2 separate regions of the Homo sapiens genome follow, and region 2 is linked to region 1. Evidence: read pairs that join two places in POLR2A ChIA-PET (ENCODE). Cell type or tissue: OCI-LY7. All regions are shown on one strand.

Region 1 (5,000 bases):
CATACAATTATGCAATTCACTCTTGTCACCCTGCTGTTTCTGGGCTGAACTACAGTGGCTTGAACTCTCCCAGGGTCACCTGATGAGAGCTTATTTATGCAGGGTATTAGATTATGCCGCACTCCAGAGAGCCCAGCCTGGCTGGGCTCAGGGCCGGAACTCATAAAACAGGTGAGTGGAATGGGGAAGAATTTGCCAAGGAGGGAAAAGTGAATTAACACTTTAATAATGTCCAGGTGTTTATCATTTCAGCTGTCTGGGTATTGAAAATGGTTAGTCCCATTTCTTTCTTTTTTTTTTTTTTTGTTTTTGAGACAGAGTCTCACTCTGTTGCCCAGGCTGAAGTGCAGTGCTGCAATCTTGGCTCACTGCAACCTCTGCCTCCTGGGTTCAAGCGATTCTCCTGCCTCAGCCTCCTGAGTAGCTGGGACTACAGGTGTGCACCTGTAGTACCACCATGCCCTCAGGTGATCCACCCCCTTCGGCCTACCAAAGTGCTGGGATTACAAGTGTGAGCCATCACACCTGGCCCCATTTATTTCTTTCAATTTCATAATGTCTTTAGAGATACTAAGATTTAGCATCTCTAAATTTATTTCAGTATTCAGTATAGGCTGAATAAACACCACAAGAAAGTCCAGTCAAGGAGGAGGGACCTTGGAAACATCGTGGTTGTCTCACACTGTTCTATGATGATCATAGAAGAGGAGAGGCAGCGAGCATGAACTCTGGAGCCAGATGGCCAGTGTTTGAATCTCCGGCTGTTTATAAGTTGTTTGATCTTGGACAAAGTTAATACCCTCTCTCTGCCTTGTTTTCTTATTAGGTGTAGGTTGCTTAGTTTGAAGAGCGCCTGTAGTAGGAAGTGCTATGTAAGTGTTTGACAAATAAACATTCGCCTTTTGTGAGCAGAGGAGTCCCGGGAGCCCTTAAGCAATGTCACAGCTGCTTCCCTGCTTCATCTTTTCAGCTGGGAGGTGGGTGGCACAGTGCAGGGGCAGGCAGCTTGGCTTGTGTCTAGGCTGCTCTCAGGAAGACTCAGCATGGGACACTCGAAGTGAAAACTCTCCGATAGCATCTTCACAGCTCATAATATCCTTTCATGCTACCCTTTGGAGTCTCAGCACAACTCAGTGGGGTCTGTAATGTTTCCCCCACTGTGGAAAGGAAATACAGCCCAAAGATATTAACTGATTTGTTTGGAGTCCCATGGCTAATAAATGGTAGGTGACCCGGCAACCAACTGTTTGGAGAGCACTGGGTTTCTTTAGATGCTAGAAGACTTCTTCAGAAGTTAATTCAAGTTCCATGCCTTATGTACAAATGGTTGTTATTTAAACAAGCCTCCCTCAGCTCACATCTTTATGAATGCAGGGCCAAGAAGAACGTGGATGATTGAAGTAGCCTTAGGATCCCTGTTTGCCTGGAGCTGTTTTTTTTTGTTGTTGCTGTTGTTGTTTGTTTGTTTGTTTTCTAGTGGACCCCACTGAGAAAAATAATTAACTATATAGTTCTTATAGTTTTCTAGATTCTCATTTTCTGGGCCTTTTACTTCTCCTCCTTACTGCTGACCTTTTAGCCACCCCTATGGTTATAACATACCTCAGAGGCAGGAAGGCTGAAGAAATAAGACTGAGCTCTCAATATATTTCCACTCTGAGTAAGTCTTATAAGACACAAACAAACATTTGATATCAGAAGAGGTTAAAGTATCAGCTCAAATGACATATTTGAGTTGTCAGGACTTCTTTGTTCCTCTCCACATCCACAAATGACAGACTGTCAGCTGCATTCCACACTCTGAAGATCACGAGAAACTGAAATCTTAAAACACTTCCAGAAAGTTGCTGAACTGTCTGTATTGTTCTGCAATCCTGGAATAATAATCACAGCAAATATATTTGGGTGAGATTTAGAAATATTACTTTGATGAAAACTGCATGGGATGCCTTAAGAAAATAAATATATTTATTCATGGTTGGCAGTGGGCACATTTAAGATACAGGAAGGCAGAACCCTGGCCCAGATGCTCTGGTTGAGAGCACAGCATAGCAGCTGTACAAGGTAATGGAATGTTCTCAAGAAGCTATTGATGCAAATGTGAACTGAGCTGACCGATTCAATAGCTCTTTCCTGGGGAGGGGAAAGTCTGCTTCAGTAATTTGATAATATTAAAATACTAAAGGTCCAGAAGTGACAGTGCAAGAAGTAGGACAGAGGCACAACAGAAGACTTCCCTAGTGTCATCTGATATCCCTCTAAAACCTACACCCTGGCCCTACCGTCAAGTTCAGCTGTGTTTTCCACTGCATCTGTTCACAAGCCCACATCACCCTAAATCACCTCCTCTCTGTTCCTACTTCAGATGAATCACATTCCTGGCACATCTTGGCCCCGTGGTCCCTGGGGCCCTGTGTAGTGAGCTGAATCATAAAAAGACATGTTCACTTCCTACTTAATTAAACTAAAAAGTTTCTGCACAGCAAAAGGAAAACAGTGAACAGACTACCTGCAAAATGGGAGAAAATATTTGCAAACTATGCTTCCAACAGGGAACTAATATCCAGAATATACAAGGAACTCAAACAGCTCAACCACAACAACAAAAAACAAATAATCTCATTAAAAAACAAGCAAAGGACATGAATAAACATTTTTCAAAAGAAGACATACAAGTGGCCAACAAGTATATGAAAAAATGTTCAACATAATCATCAGGGAAATGCAAATCAAAACCACAATGAGATATCATCTTATATAAGTCAAATGACTATTAATACAAAGACAACAACATGTTGGTGAGGATGCAGAAGAAAGGGAACTCTTTCACACTGTCAATGGGAATGTAAATTAGTACAGCCTCATCAGAAAACAGTCTGGAGATTTCCCAAAGAACTAAAGAACTACCATGTGATCTACTGGGTATCTTGCCAAAGGAAAAGAAATAAATATATCTAAAAGGTACCTGCACTCATATGTTTATTGCATCAGTATTTACAATATCAGAGATATAAAATTAACCTGTTTCCACCAATGATTGCATGGATGACGAAAATATATACACACATGGAATACTGTTGAGCCATCAAAAAGAGTGAAATCATGTATTTTGCAGCAACATGGATGGAACTGGACCAGGTCATTATCTTAAGTGAAATAAGCCAGGCACAGAAAGACAAATATCACATGTTCTCATAAGTGAGTGCTAAAAAATGTATTCAGGTGGACATAGAGAGTGGAATGATCTAGATAATGGAGACTCAGCAGGTGAGGGTGGGGGAGGGAGGAGGGGGAGAAATTAGGTAATGGACACAATGTACGTGGTGATGGATACCCTGAAAGCCCTGACTTGACCACTATGCAAACTGTGTATGTAAGAAAATTGCACAGGTACCCTATAAATATATACACTGTTTTAAAAGAAAAAGATGTATCCACATCCTAATGCTGGAAGCTGTGAATGTTACCACATTTGGAAAAAGGACCTTTACAGATGTAATTAATTTAAGGATTTGAGATGAGTAGGGCAGCTCAGATTATCCAGGTGGGCCCTAAATTCACTGACAAATGTCCTTATAAGAAACACGTTCGGGAGAAGACAGACATAGAGGAAAAGGTGATGTGATGGTGGAGAGAGAGATTGGAGTGATGCAGCTACAAGCCAAGCCATGCCATGGAATGCTGGCAGCCACCAGAGGGAGAAGCAAGGAATGAATCCCCCTGAGATCCTCCAGAGGGAGCGTGGACCTGCCAACACTTTGATTTTGGACCTCTGGCCTCCAGAACGGCTAGAGAATAAATATCTGTTTATTTAAGCCACCAAAGTTTGTGACTGCTCATCAAGTTGGCCTCAGGAATCTAAGACACCCTGCTGCTTACTGTGTGTCATTTTTTCTGGGAGTCCCAGCTCATGTGGATCTAGGCTTTGGAGATTATGCCTGTCTGAACTCCTGCAGCAGGTTTGTGTGAATCTCCCATTTGACAATTTACAAATTTTCAACCTTGTGGTATCCCTTTTATTAACATTTGTAATGTATGTTAGCTTTTTGAGATCCAGCACTTGATTTTACATCTTTGTATCTCTAGTTCCTGATAATGAGCTTTGGACCTTTAAGCAGGGACCCCCCTATTAAAAAGAAGCTCCGTTACAAACTGGACTATAACATACTTGGCACTAAAGTCATTCCTTCTTTGATTTGTAAAGTTCTCTGAGATCTTAACATTGTCACTAGGTTCTCATTATGAGAACCAGTTATTGTGTAGCACTGTGAAAATAATTCACTTCTGATTTGGATCAAGATAAAGAAGAGTTTATTGTGCTAAACTTCTGCCACCTACTCCTGTGATTCTAAGTCATGCATGTGTTGATTAGTCAGAATGTATCTCTGCTTTGATTGCAAATTTCAATTAGCTCTGAAAAAATAGTTTTGAGCACTCTGTAAGAGAGAGCACTGTTCTCAGCTGGTGCTGTCCAGCAAAGCAGTGGGTCTCCTTGAAGAGTCATGAATGCCCTGTAGTTGGCATACAAGAGTATTATATCTGAGTGCAGAGTCTGTGATTCTCTTCTGTGCTCAGACACCAAAGGGCAGGGCTCTGTGACATGTCACTGAAAGGTTTTTTTTAAATTAAAATATAATAAAGGTAAAATATTAAAACAGTCCTGGGTGATATAAAAAGGAAAAATATCTCACCTCAGGCCCCAGTCCCATTCACACAGGAGCCTGTTTTGGAGTTTTTCTCCCCTTCATACAAGGTGTGTGCTCATGAGTTGGAGTCAAAAGACCTGGGTCCTGGTCCTTAAAAGCCCCTCACTCATTTTTCGCAGCCCCAAACAAATCACTCAGCATAGATTCCTCATCTCTAAATGAAAGAGCTGGGTAAATGACTTCTTCATTCTGTGTCACACTCTGAGACTTAAATATTCCATGATGGTACAGGAAAGCCAATCATTATGGTGTACTTTGAAGGCAAGAGAAAAACTCAGAAGAGACCCTTGAGTC
Region 2 (5,000 bases), 100 kb before region 1:
TAAAGGAGGCAGCATCTTTCCGTTGTCAAGTTGCTACAAAATTATCTCTGTGACCTGAACACTAGCACATTAACTCTAATAACATCTCTGCTCACTGGGCCTGGAATGGGCATCCACCTCCCATCTCCCCAGCTCCAGCCACCATTCAAGTTTATTCTTTGGGATTCTGTTTATTCATTCAACGAATATTTGAATGCTTACTAGGTGCTAGGTATTGAGACAGGCACTGAGAGTGTGAAAGTTGTCAGAATCAAAATGGAGTCATTTGTGTTAAAAACTCTGACAAACAGAGGTGGGGAAAGCCATGAAGGGAGAGTTCCCAGGCTTGTATGCCTGATACCCAGAACTGTCCCCAAAGACTCTGCAGAAACCACAACCTTGCACAAAAAAATACCTCTGCAAGGGTGTCTACCCAGCAACTGCCTGTCCAACCTCAAACTGGCACCACCTTTGTTATTGATCCTTGAAGCCAAGGATAATTATCTCAGAAACAATTAATGTAATGCTCTTCACTTTTCCCTTAAAAGCCTTTACCTCCCTGAATACACACATAGGTGACTATGGCACACATACTCCCACTGGAATGCCCTATCCATGAATAAATATCATTTTCTTTTAGAGAGCCTCTCTGTTTGTTATTTAGGTTGGCAGGAGACTAAAAATATACATGATCTTCACGTTGTGGAGCCTACAATCCAGCTAGAAGACAGAAATTAATCAGAAAAATCACAAAAAATAAACATAATTTCAACTGTGATAGGTTCTACCAAAACAAACAACTCCTCCACACCCCTCCAAAAAACACACACAACTTAGTTTCAACCAGAGCAATGATAGGCTGAGTTGACCTGACTGTGAACGTCAAGGAGGACTTCCCAGAGGAACAGATGACTGAAGGAGGTCTGAAGGAAGTCTGCGTTAACTAAATGAAGAGAAAGGAACAGCATATTCCAGCAGAGAGTGGGGCAAGTTTGTCCCAATGCCCCATGCCTGGAAGGAACAAAGTCCTGGAAGCAGATCAATGTGGAGAAAGGGAAAGGAAGAAGGGGGAACTTGACACAGGATGAAGCTGGTTAGATGTCAGACCACGTGGAACGTTGAGAACCATGTAAGTAGTTTAGTCTTTATCCTAAGAGCAATGGGAAACTGTGGAAGATGTTCATGATCAGATTTGGGTTAAAAAAAAATCACTCTGGGCCAGGTATAGTGGCTCATGTCTGTAATCCCAGCATCTTGGGAGGCTCACGTGGGCTGACAGCTTGAGCCCTGGACTTTGAGACCAGCCTAAGCAACATGGTGAAACCCCATCTCTAGCAAAAAATGCAAAAATTAGACAGGCATGGTGGTGTGTGCCTGTAGTCTCAGCTACTCGGGAGGCTGAGGCATGAGTATTGCTTAAGCCTAGGAGTTTGAGGCTGCAGTGAGCCATGATTCTGCCTGCCACTTCACTCCAGTTTGTAGGGTGGAGTGAGACCCAGCTTCAAAAAAAAAAAAAAAAAAAAAATCACTCTGGCTTCAGAGTAGAGAAGGGCTTATAGTAAGAGCAATGGTGGCTCCTGGTCTGTTGCAATTTTCCAGGCAAGAAACGATGGTGGTTTATACTACAGTGGTGATGTTAGTGGATATGGAGATGGGAAATGAGGGGGAATTCACAAAGGTCTTCTGGGTTACTCTATAAAAAAGGAAACATACTCGAAAGCATAACACATAACGACTTTTTCTGCCAACATATTTGTTGGAGATTTGGAGGAAAATATATGGTGAATGCTGTGGCTTGGATCACTCAACTTCTAACCCAATTTCCTTCTAATATGCTTTTCTATAGTGTAGAGGCCAGAGAGATAAAATTGCATTGCAAATCCCCCGCAGTTAGATTTGCAGATGTGGTTTAGAAGGTACCAACCCAATGCACTTACATAAGACATGAATTCAGGAAAGAGGTAATAAAGGAAGAAGCAGGATTCAAAGCACACTTTTTGCTGGTGTGGCTTGTAACAGAAGGAGTAGGGTTCTGGCAATTCTGCCAAATCTTTCTGATTTGACAGGCGGCCTCCTAATGGTGGCAGGAGCTATGGCAATTGGCAGCCCAGTTTGGCAATGCCTGGCACATAAATGCTTAAAACGCATGGGCTATTATTATTACACTTAGGATATACAGCAGATAATAATATAGTATGTCTATGTGCTACAGAGACAGAAACTAAAGGATAATTAAATGCTCACCCCAAATTCTGAGGTAGTTCAGTCGTGAAGGGAATATTGTTTCATGGTTTAATAATGTGTATGACATTGGTGTCCCTAAGCCCATGTTATATTCCTTTTTACAAGTAGCCTATGCTTCACAGTATAACATGCTAACAAACCTGATTCTGTCAAATGCTTGGGAGAAAGCTAGCCTGTTGAAACCAAAGGAGGCCTGGGTGCAGTGGCTCATGCCTGTAATCCCAGTTCTTTGGGAGGCCAAGGCGGGCAGATCACTTGAGCCCTGGAGTTTGAGACTAGCCTGGGCAACATGGTGAAACCCCATCTCTACAAAAAATACAAAAGTTAGCCGGGTGTGGTTAGTGGTGGTGTGTGCCTATAGTGCCAGCTACTGGGGAGGCTGAGGCATGAGAATCACTTGAACCCAGGAGTCAGAGGTTGTGACAAACCAAGATCACACTGTGGCAAGCCAGGTCTCACTAATGCAGGCCTCCATAACAACTGTTTCAGTACTGACTGAGTGGATAATTTAAATATTAAAAGCCAGTGCCCTTATACAAAGGCTGAGGTGTAAGAAAAGCCCACCAAGAGTTTTGCCTAGGCCTTTCCTGGGACTTAAAGCACGACAAAATAATGAAGGAATTCTTAACAGGACTCATTTAGGATTAAACAAGTTTTATTGTGGGTCTGAAGAAACTCCCCAGGCTTCCACAAACAAGCTTATTGGGGGGGTTGGAAGGAACTCCCCAAACTTCCATGCTTTAGCAGGAGACAAGATAAGGGTAATCATTCCAGCACCTGGACCCATTTAGATTAAGTAAATTTACTCAGGCTCCAGAGGAAGGTCTTCAGGACTCAGACCTTAGTTACAGATTAAAAGAAGTTAATTACTTATGTGTTAGATGAATGCATACTTACATGTAGACATATAACTTAGGAAGTATATAAGCTCTGGAAAACTTTGTAATTTGGAGTTGGTCTGGCGATGATCTCCAGGCCTTCTCCCCGTACCCAGTTGCAAAAATAAAAACTCTTTTCCTCCCCAGTTCATCTGCATCTCATTATTGGGCCACGAGAAATAGCAGCCCAACACTTAGTTTGGTCTGGGAACACCACCACGGCACTCCAGCCTAGGCAACAGTGAGATCTTGTCTCAAAAAAAAAAAAACAAAAAAAGAAAAGAAAAGAAAGGAAACTAAAGGTGAGCAATCTTCCTCTAGAATGTCCCAGAAATTGTAAACAGCTGATGAAAAACAATTTAGAATTAGAATAATCTGTGACTTTTAGTTGCACTGATCGTATTGACTTAAACTAAGCAGGAAATATATCTGAACCAGGAAAACTAACAATGTTGCAACTTCCTCTACAAGGATAACTTTACTGTAATAAATACATTTTTGTTCAAAAGTTAAAAACGTTAACAAAGACATGCAGGAAATGGCTCTCTGCTCCTAATTCCCAAAATAATTTCTCTCTGCTCTGAACACATTTTTGGTACCTCTTAGGACATCTTCCATTTTTTAGCTTGTGTTGTAGTTATTTATGTCCACATCTGATCTGCCCAATATAGAAAACTACAAAAGCACTGAAGGGACACTCACTGATTCATTTTTATTCACTTTAAAGTGCTTGCTAAGAATGATCCCTTACACAAAGCAGGCAATCTATATTTAATAAAGGAATTGGTGAATTTTTGAACAATCCTTGTCAAGAATTATACTAACAGTTGTAAAAGAATGCTTACAAGGTGTTCATATGCAACTAAATACTTTGATTCATTTTTCAGATAAAAGTGAAGGAGGAAGAAGATGAGTAGGGCTGTACAGGGTGGAGAGGGTGGCAACTCTGCTTTAGACAAGTGTTTTTCCCACTTTCCATAGGCAGTAGATGTGGCAAAAAGATGGCTCTTTAAGAGGAGACTTAGCCTCTGACCATTCATAGGCTGTATGATTATGGTCAAGACACTAGCAACTTTCTGGGCCTTGCTCCGCCACCCCTTCATAAAAGAAGTTGATGAAGTGATAAACAATAGTTCCTCCTCACTTGTAATCATATCAGAAGACTGACACTATTAGGGATCTTAAAGTTCATCTAGCCCCAGAATGGCAATTCAGCATTATCTTACATGCTGATCTTGGCCTATCAGTGGCAGCTTCTCGCAGTGTTGAGAACGATTCTGAGGCTCTATTTGGACTTAGCGGATAAGGCAGCCTTGACTGCCATAATGATGTCTGCTACAAGGCGGGAGGAAAGTGGCAGCAAATAAGTCAAGATGTGTCATCCCTAATTTAGCCCAATGCCTTCTCTTCACAGGAAAAAAAATGAGACCAGAAGCTTTTGAGTCTTTTGAGTTTACCATGTGCCAGGCACTATGCAAATTGCTTTTACATTCACAATTGTATTTAATCCTTAGACAACTTTAAGAAGTTAGCATTATTATCATTCCTATTTTACAGATGAGGCTTAAGAAAACAAAATTTGCCTGAGGTTCACACCTTAGAAACCCATATCCATAAGCATTTCCCTATATCGCCTCCTGCAGGCACGTACTATGTGTTATGCCAGTGGTTCTCATCAGGGGGGATTTTGCCCTCCAGAGGACTTCTGGCAAAAGTCTGGAGATTTTTTGTTGTTACAACTGGGGAGGACAGGGTGTTCCTTGAATCTAGTAGGTGGAGGCCAGAGATGCTGCTAAATGCACAAGACAGCACCCCCCCAACCTTTACCTCCAGCAGGAAAGAATTATCTCCCTAAAATGTTAATAGAGCTGAGGTTGAGAACTCTGCACTAGACTATGC

The links. ChIA-PET counts read pairs that join two places held together with the same protein. Peaks named below come from ENCODE experiments on the same cell type or tissue, not always from the same donor. Only the 100,000 strongest peaks of a DNase experiment are listed, where the experiment ranks them.
Region 2: POLR2A ChIA-PET joins it to region 1 with 5 read pairs; 9 of 35 experiments call an interaction of 5 or more read pairs at or near these places.

What each region holds. Positions count from the first base shown.
Region 1 is chr7:24,880,533-24,885,532 of GRCh38, reverse strand. The region is part of intron 2 of OSBPL3 (oxysterol binding protein like 3); the gene reads left to right. Among named protein-coding and RNA genes, the nearest start is that of OSBPL3, 97 kb to the left of the region's middle. In OCI-LY7, no CTCF peak of the experiment used is centred here; a DNase peak (open chromatin) is centred at 2,062; H3K4me3 peaks cover 1,114 bases; H3K27ac peaks cover 4,165 bases.
Region 2 is chr7:24,982,886-24,987,885 of GRCh38, reverse strand. No RefSeq gene overlaps it. Among named protein-coding and RNA genes, the nearest start is that of OSBPL3, 5.2 kb to the right of the region's middle. In OCI-LY7, a CTCF peak has its summit at 4,740 (motif pointing left); no DNase peak of the experiment used is centred here.